Linked DNA regions of Mus musculus: region 1 is linked to region 2. The links are chromatin loops, found by intact Hi-C in ENCODE. Cell type or tissue: heart. All regions are shown on one strand. Links, peaks and the distances in the headings refer to the core of each region. The heading gives the core; the rest is flanking DNA.

Region 1 (2,913 bases), core at 297-2,796, 170 kb before region 2:
TATGTAGACACATCTGGCCTTGAACTCCCATTGAGAGCATTCCTGAGTGCTGGAATTAAGGGGATGTGCCACCATGTCCAGTCCAAAAATACCTTTCAAGTGCATAGTACAAATGATCATTGCTACCAGTTTGTGGCAGTCTTCATAGCCTCAGAACAACTGGCATAATGGTCCTGATGGTGTAGCTGCTACCAAATTCATGGTCACTTTAGATATTTTTCTGTTTTGTTAGTTCAGTGACTACATTTATAGTTATTTGTAGTATATAATTACAGACACACATTATCAATATTAGCAACATGACGCTTGAGCTTACTTCTCCATTAATACAAACCCTGCAGTTTCTACATTAATTACAGAGGGAATTAATGACCCCTTAGACAAGTTTTCACCTATTAGTAAAGAGTTAGGAACCAGCTGTGCCAGTAATGACTGGTCTCCAGATGTGAGGGCAATGCCCATAGCTCTGAAGTTGACCCTGACCTAGCATCCTCTAGCTAAAACTAAAGTCTTCTTAACACCTCATCTGGGGCCTTCTGGTTCTGGTCCAGCAAGAGATGCTGATATTATTTTTAATAAATATGTAGTATTACTGTTAAGTCTACGTGACAGAGATTATTCCAGGCTCGGGCAGAGTCTCTTTTCTTTTCTCCTCTTCTTACTTTGTTTTTATTATTCCAAATACTAATTATTGCTTTTAGCTCTGAAAATATCTATTGAATTTTAGGTAGTGTTAGAGACTACTTGACACACATTATCTTTAGTCTTCATGACCATTCTGCCAATTAGAGGCGATTTAAGGGTGGGCAAACATATCTAGAGGAAGTGAAGTGACTCGCCAATTCATGCATTTTGTCCTTCATTCAAAGATGATTTATTGAGTAGCTACCAATACCAGTTGATTCAATATGGCAAATAAGATGGTGCACAGTAAAGTGATGGACCCTGCGCTGGACTCCCCTGTCTGGTTAGGAAACAGAAAATATCCACAATTATAAGAATGCCTTAGTGTCTTAGTATCAGGGACAATTCCCAAGCTGATGGTCCAAACTGAGACTTAGAGGATGAGTAGAAGTGATCTAAGGGAGGATGATGTGGTGTGAGATGAAATGGACAGTATTATATGCTGGAAGTGTGGGAGGCGTGGTTGGCACCTGGATTTGTGCGGAACTAAAGCTTCGTCTGCAGTGGGAGTGGGTTGTTAAGAGAAGAATCTGGAAATTAGAAGAGTGTACTTTAGGAGGCTGGAACTGGGGCCCCCGTCAGTTGTACCACTGCTAGGGAGCTACAGGGCTCAGCTGAGGAGTTTCCATGCTTCCTGGGCTCCTTGAAATGTGTACAGGACCAGGCAACCTCCTAGGTGGGTCTGTATGTTAGCCTCACTATATTATAGTGGCTTCAGTGCCCTCTAGTGTCCACTGGCCTATCTTGCAGCTGTGCTGTGTATATCGTCTCCCACCAACATTTATAACCAGCTGGGCCTGTGCTAGGTGCTGGGGACATTGGGATCAGTGAGACACCTGTTCCTACAGATTTCCAAATTAAGTAGATGAAACTGTGAACAGTGTTGAGAGAAGGTGGCTGAGAGACGAGCAGGGTGGAAGGGGACTAGGGAGGTGATTCACCCTGCCTAGATGGGATCAGGGCAGGTTCCCAGAAGACACAGCTTCTAGCTGATTTTTGAAGACTATTCAGGTGGGGAGGTGGCTCTGGGAGGCCAGGGGGAGAGCACAAGTTAAGATGAGGCATGGAATATGAATCAGAAGATGGCCTGGTCGGCCATCAGTGGAAAGAGAGGCCCATTGGTCGTGCAAACTTTATATGCCTCAGTACAGGGGAATGCCAGGGCCAAGTGGGAGTGGGTGGGTGGGGGAGCGTGTGGGGGACTTTTGGGATAGCATTGGAAATGTAAAAGAAATAAATACCCGGGCTGGTGAGATGGCTCAGTGGGTTAGAGCACCCGACTGCTCTTCCGAAGGTCCAGAGTTCAAATCCCAGCAACCACATGGTGGCTCACAACCATCCGTAACAAGATCTGACCCCCTCTTCTGGAGTGTCTGAAGACAGCTTCAATGTACTTACATATAATAAATAAATAAATAAATCTTTAAAAAAAAAAAGAAATAAATACCCAATAAAAAATTAAAAAAAAAAAGATGAGGCATGGAGCCGCTGAGTATGCCTGGGAATTAGAAGTCATTCTGTCTGGGTGAGGTGCAGGTTGGGGGGGGGGATGTGGTACATTTCTGTAACCATAATACTGATAAGATGCAGGCAGAAGGAGCTCAAGTGTAAGGCCAGCCTGGACTCTGAGGTAAAACCCTATCTCAAAACAAAACAAAATGGAGGGAGACCAAGATTAGCTGAAGGTGGAAGATGGGAGCTAGGTCACCTAAGGATCTATGATACCTGCTTATTTACTGGGTATTTAAAGCATGGAATCTAATTGCAAGCTTCTCTACCCTTTGGAATCACACATCCATCTAGGTATCGGATGGAATCTAGAAAATATATTTCTCTGAGAATACTTTCCATACAACTCCAGGGGCTTTACAGGTACTCCCTTCCCTGCCTAGCAATGAACCATAGACTTCCAAACTTACCCTAGTTTAAGTAAGGAAAGCCTATGATGGCCTCCAAGGATTTGCAATATTGAACCCCTCCTGCACCTCCAGCCTCATGTGTGTTCTGCAATGTTACCTCTGCCACATTGGCCTCTTTGAAGTTCCTGGAAGCAGTAGCTCAGGTCTTTTCTTCTGCATAGAATTCTTTCTCCTTCCTGTCTCCATGTGAACATAATATCTGTCTCCGCTCAGACATACACTTCCTGAAGACAGGACATTATCTCCCTTTAGAAGCCAGCACTGTGCCTAGTCCACAGTACCTGCCAGATGAAGGACTTACTAGTACCCT
Region 2 (2,913 bases), core at 271-2,770:
GAGAGCCTATGATCATGTGACACTTTTTAATCATGGGCCAAGTGTTTATATCTATATAAATTCTACTAAAATGTGTGCATTTCAAATGTTGCATACGTGTTTCCCTGGGAATGAGCTCAACAGTCACCAATAGTGGATTGGATTCTTCCTGTTGTACCTTTCCCTTCATTTAACCACTTGAGCCTCACAACCAAGTGGTCTTTCTCCTGATTCTTCAGGGTTCCATCCCATTTCTACTCTCTCCCCTCTAATGGAGAGGATGGTAGACAGATTTGGGATTTCTAGGTATCTAAGCAGAGACCCAGGTTTATGGAGCCTTGTGTGGTTTGAGCACGCTTCCCGAAGAGCTTATGCGCCCTCCCTCCTTAGTCAGTTCATCACCTGTACTCCCCCCTCCTCTCCTCCTTTCTCTATCTGTTGCTCCGTTTATGGGCTGTGTGCCTTTTCCGTTACCCCTCCCTCTTTTATTGTCTGGGATCCATTTTCTTTTTAAATGTTGCAATGCTACTCTTTTTCCCTTCTGCAGTCTAGTTTTAGATGCGATTTTGCCCTCTTGCCATCCCTCTTCCACGCCTTCTAGAATCTTCTAATGGGGATTCATCATCCTCATCTCTGACCCTCCCCCACACCTCTTCTCTCTCTTCCACACATCTCCCCTTCAGTCATGGGCTTCTGGCCCATGCATACTGATGAGAAGGATACTGCTTTGACCCAGAAGCCTGGGATATGCTGGATGATGAGGTCTCTGCGCTCCAAAAAGGGCCTTCGCATCTGGATGAATTTGCGCTTGAGACGCAAGAAGGCCTTGCCTGCCTTGATGTTCACCGCCTCCAGGTCCATTTGAATGCTCTCCAGGGCCTGCAGTATGCTCTCCATCCTCTGGGCACTCCTCTCTCGGCTCTCCTTCGCCTTCCTCTGCTTCCTTCTCCTCCTCCTCCGACGCTGCCGCCTCCTCACACTCTCCTTGTCATCCTCATCCTCATCTTCCACTATTATGATAGCCTCCTCCTTCCTCTTCGGACCAACTAACATCTGGGGCCCCCACCCTCCTAAGCTACAGGTTTCTAGGGCCTTCTCTCCGAGGCTGCTGGGCTCTGCAACCTGAAAGTCAATTGCCAGGCTTCCCCCAGAGATTTCTGAAGATGGGAGCGTTTCCATGATCCCTGTGGAAGGGGCCTCCCCGAACCCTGACTCCATTGCGTGATCCCATCCGGGACTCTCAGCACTCAGGGTGAAATACGCGCGGATCCCCCCTTCCTCAAGAATGACATAGGGCAGTGGTGGGGGCAGCGTGGGGCCCACCCCCCTCATGTCAGCCAGCACCTGTGCAGCCTCGGTTTCTTCCTGGGGTCTCGGACGCTGCTGGGGTGGAGGCAGGGGCAGTCGCTGGAGCGGTGGGGGTGGCGGGGGCGGCAGGTCGCGCTGACGGGGTTCCGAGCTGCTCAGGCGGGGGGTCTTGGCCGGAGGCCCCTCGTCCGGGCGGTCCATGGTGACCGCACTCACAACACTGGCTCTGCGGCTCTCAGACAAGGCCGTAGCCACCAGTCACACTTGAAGCGGAGCCGCCACACCTCACGCGACCAGCTCTGCTCACCACCTCGCTCTGACGTCCCCTCCCACAGCGCCTGCCCCACTCCCACAGCGCCTATCGCCCAGGCCCCGCCCACTCCCTGGCATGGCGTCTGCTCTGCCCGCCATTGGCTGCAGGCCTCGGAGCTGGCGGTAGCGTTCCCTCAGCCCCTGCCTTCTCTCACGCAATCCGCTTGCCAACACTACACATCATCATTTTCTAATTGGCTCCCTTCGCGCCCACCAATCATCAGGCTGACTGCCCCTCAGTGATGAGAGGAAAACTGCGGGGCGATTGGCTATGAGGAAAGCTAGGGTAGGAGCCCCCTCACCCTCAGTCTTGCAATGTTTTAGCCAATGGGAAAAGTACCAGTGATTCTGAAGACCACAAGACTAGGCCCGGGGAGGGTGGCTGGGAGTGCGCAAGCACCAGGGAACGAGATGTGCTCAAATGAAATCAGAGAGCCTCGCTATCATTCTCCCCGCCCCACTCCCCCAACAACTACGCACTTTTAAAATCTGTCCCTTCCCCCACCAGTTTATGCCTGTGGGGTGAGCGCTGTAGCCCCTCAGTCGCAGGCTGCTTTGAACTGCTAGTAGTTTAAATATCTGAGGTCTTTTTGCTTTGGTGGTCAGGTTTTGACATGGCTTTTTCTATTTCTGCAAAATGGCTCCACAGATGCAAAGAGTAACTTCCTCTGCGTCATTAAAAAAAAAAAAAGGTGATTCAACTAATGTGCTAGATTTTTCTAGAACTTTAAAATTCTCTTTGTCTACACATAATTTCTACCCCAGCTTTTCCTAAATGAATGCGGCTATTAATTGTACCCTAATATTATATTTTATTTTGTTTGTGATCAGAAATGGCTGGTCTTTGATGAGGCACGATGGTGGAGTTTTGGCTCTGGTTCTAGAATCCACATAGCAGGTGACTTCCACTGTGACTTTAGCCAAATCACTGCCCCTCTCTGAGCTTGTTTCTTCTACATTAGACATTCCTAAGGAGAGGAGATAATTGCCCATTGCAGCCTTGCTGTGGTAGCAGAGGAAGGAACCTCAGAATCCATCAACAGGAAAATGGATGTGATATGTGTTTTAGATGGACTACTAGAATAAATTTGATCTATGTATAGCAACATGGCTGGATTTCGCAAAAACAGAATGTTAAGTGAAAAAAGAAACAGAGCAAGATTTATAGTACAATACTGTTTATGTAAATTAAAACACATCAATACCATATATTTTCCACAGATACACATAAGTAAATAAACACATGAACGGTGGTTTGGAAGGACACACATTAAGTACTGAAGAGCGGTGCCTATGTGGGGTTGGAAGGATGGG

What was found. Hi-C counts contacts between places; a loop is a spot of excess contacts. Peaks named below come from ENCODE experiments on the same cell type or tissue, not always from the same donor. Only the 100,000 strongest peaks of a DNase experiment are listed, where the experiment ranks them.
Region 1: a loop joins it to region 2, with 2.0 times the contacts of the local background. A loop is called at or near these places in 1 of 42 quality-filtered maps.

Annotation. Positions count from the first base shown.
Region 1 is chrX:152,174,067-152,176,979 of GRCm38, forward strand. All of the region lies in intron 2 of Iqsec2 (IQ motif and Sec7 domain 2), which reads left to right. Among named protein-coding and RNA genes, the nearest start is that of Gm52430, 28 kb to the right of the region's middle. In heart, for the core only: a CTCF peak has its summit at 1,430 (motif pointing left); no DNase peak of the experiment used is centred there; H3K27me3 peaks cover 464 bases.
Region 2 is chrX:152,340,838-152,343,750 of GRCm38, forward strand. It overlaps Tspyl2 (TSPY-like 2), which reads right to left and starts at 1,647. Exons shown (of 7, transcript NM_029836.4): 1 at 703-1,647. The coding sequence starts at 1,488. Gpr173 (G-protein coupled receptor 173) reads right to left here. Exons shown (of 4, transcript NM_001359449.1): 4 at 2,761-2,913. In heart, for the core only: no CTCF peak of the experiment used is centred there; a DNase peak (open chromatin) is centred at 1,804; H3K4me3 peaks cover 2,146 bases; H3K27ac peaks cover 1,697 bases; H3K27me3 peaks cover 1,608 bases.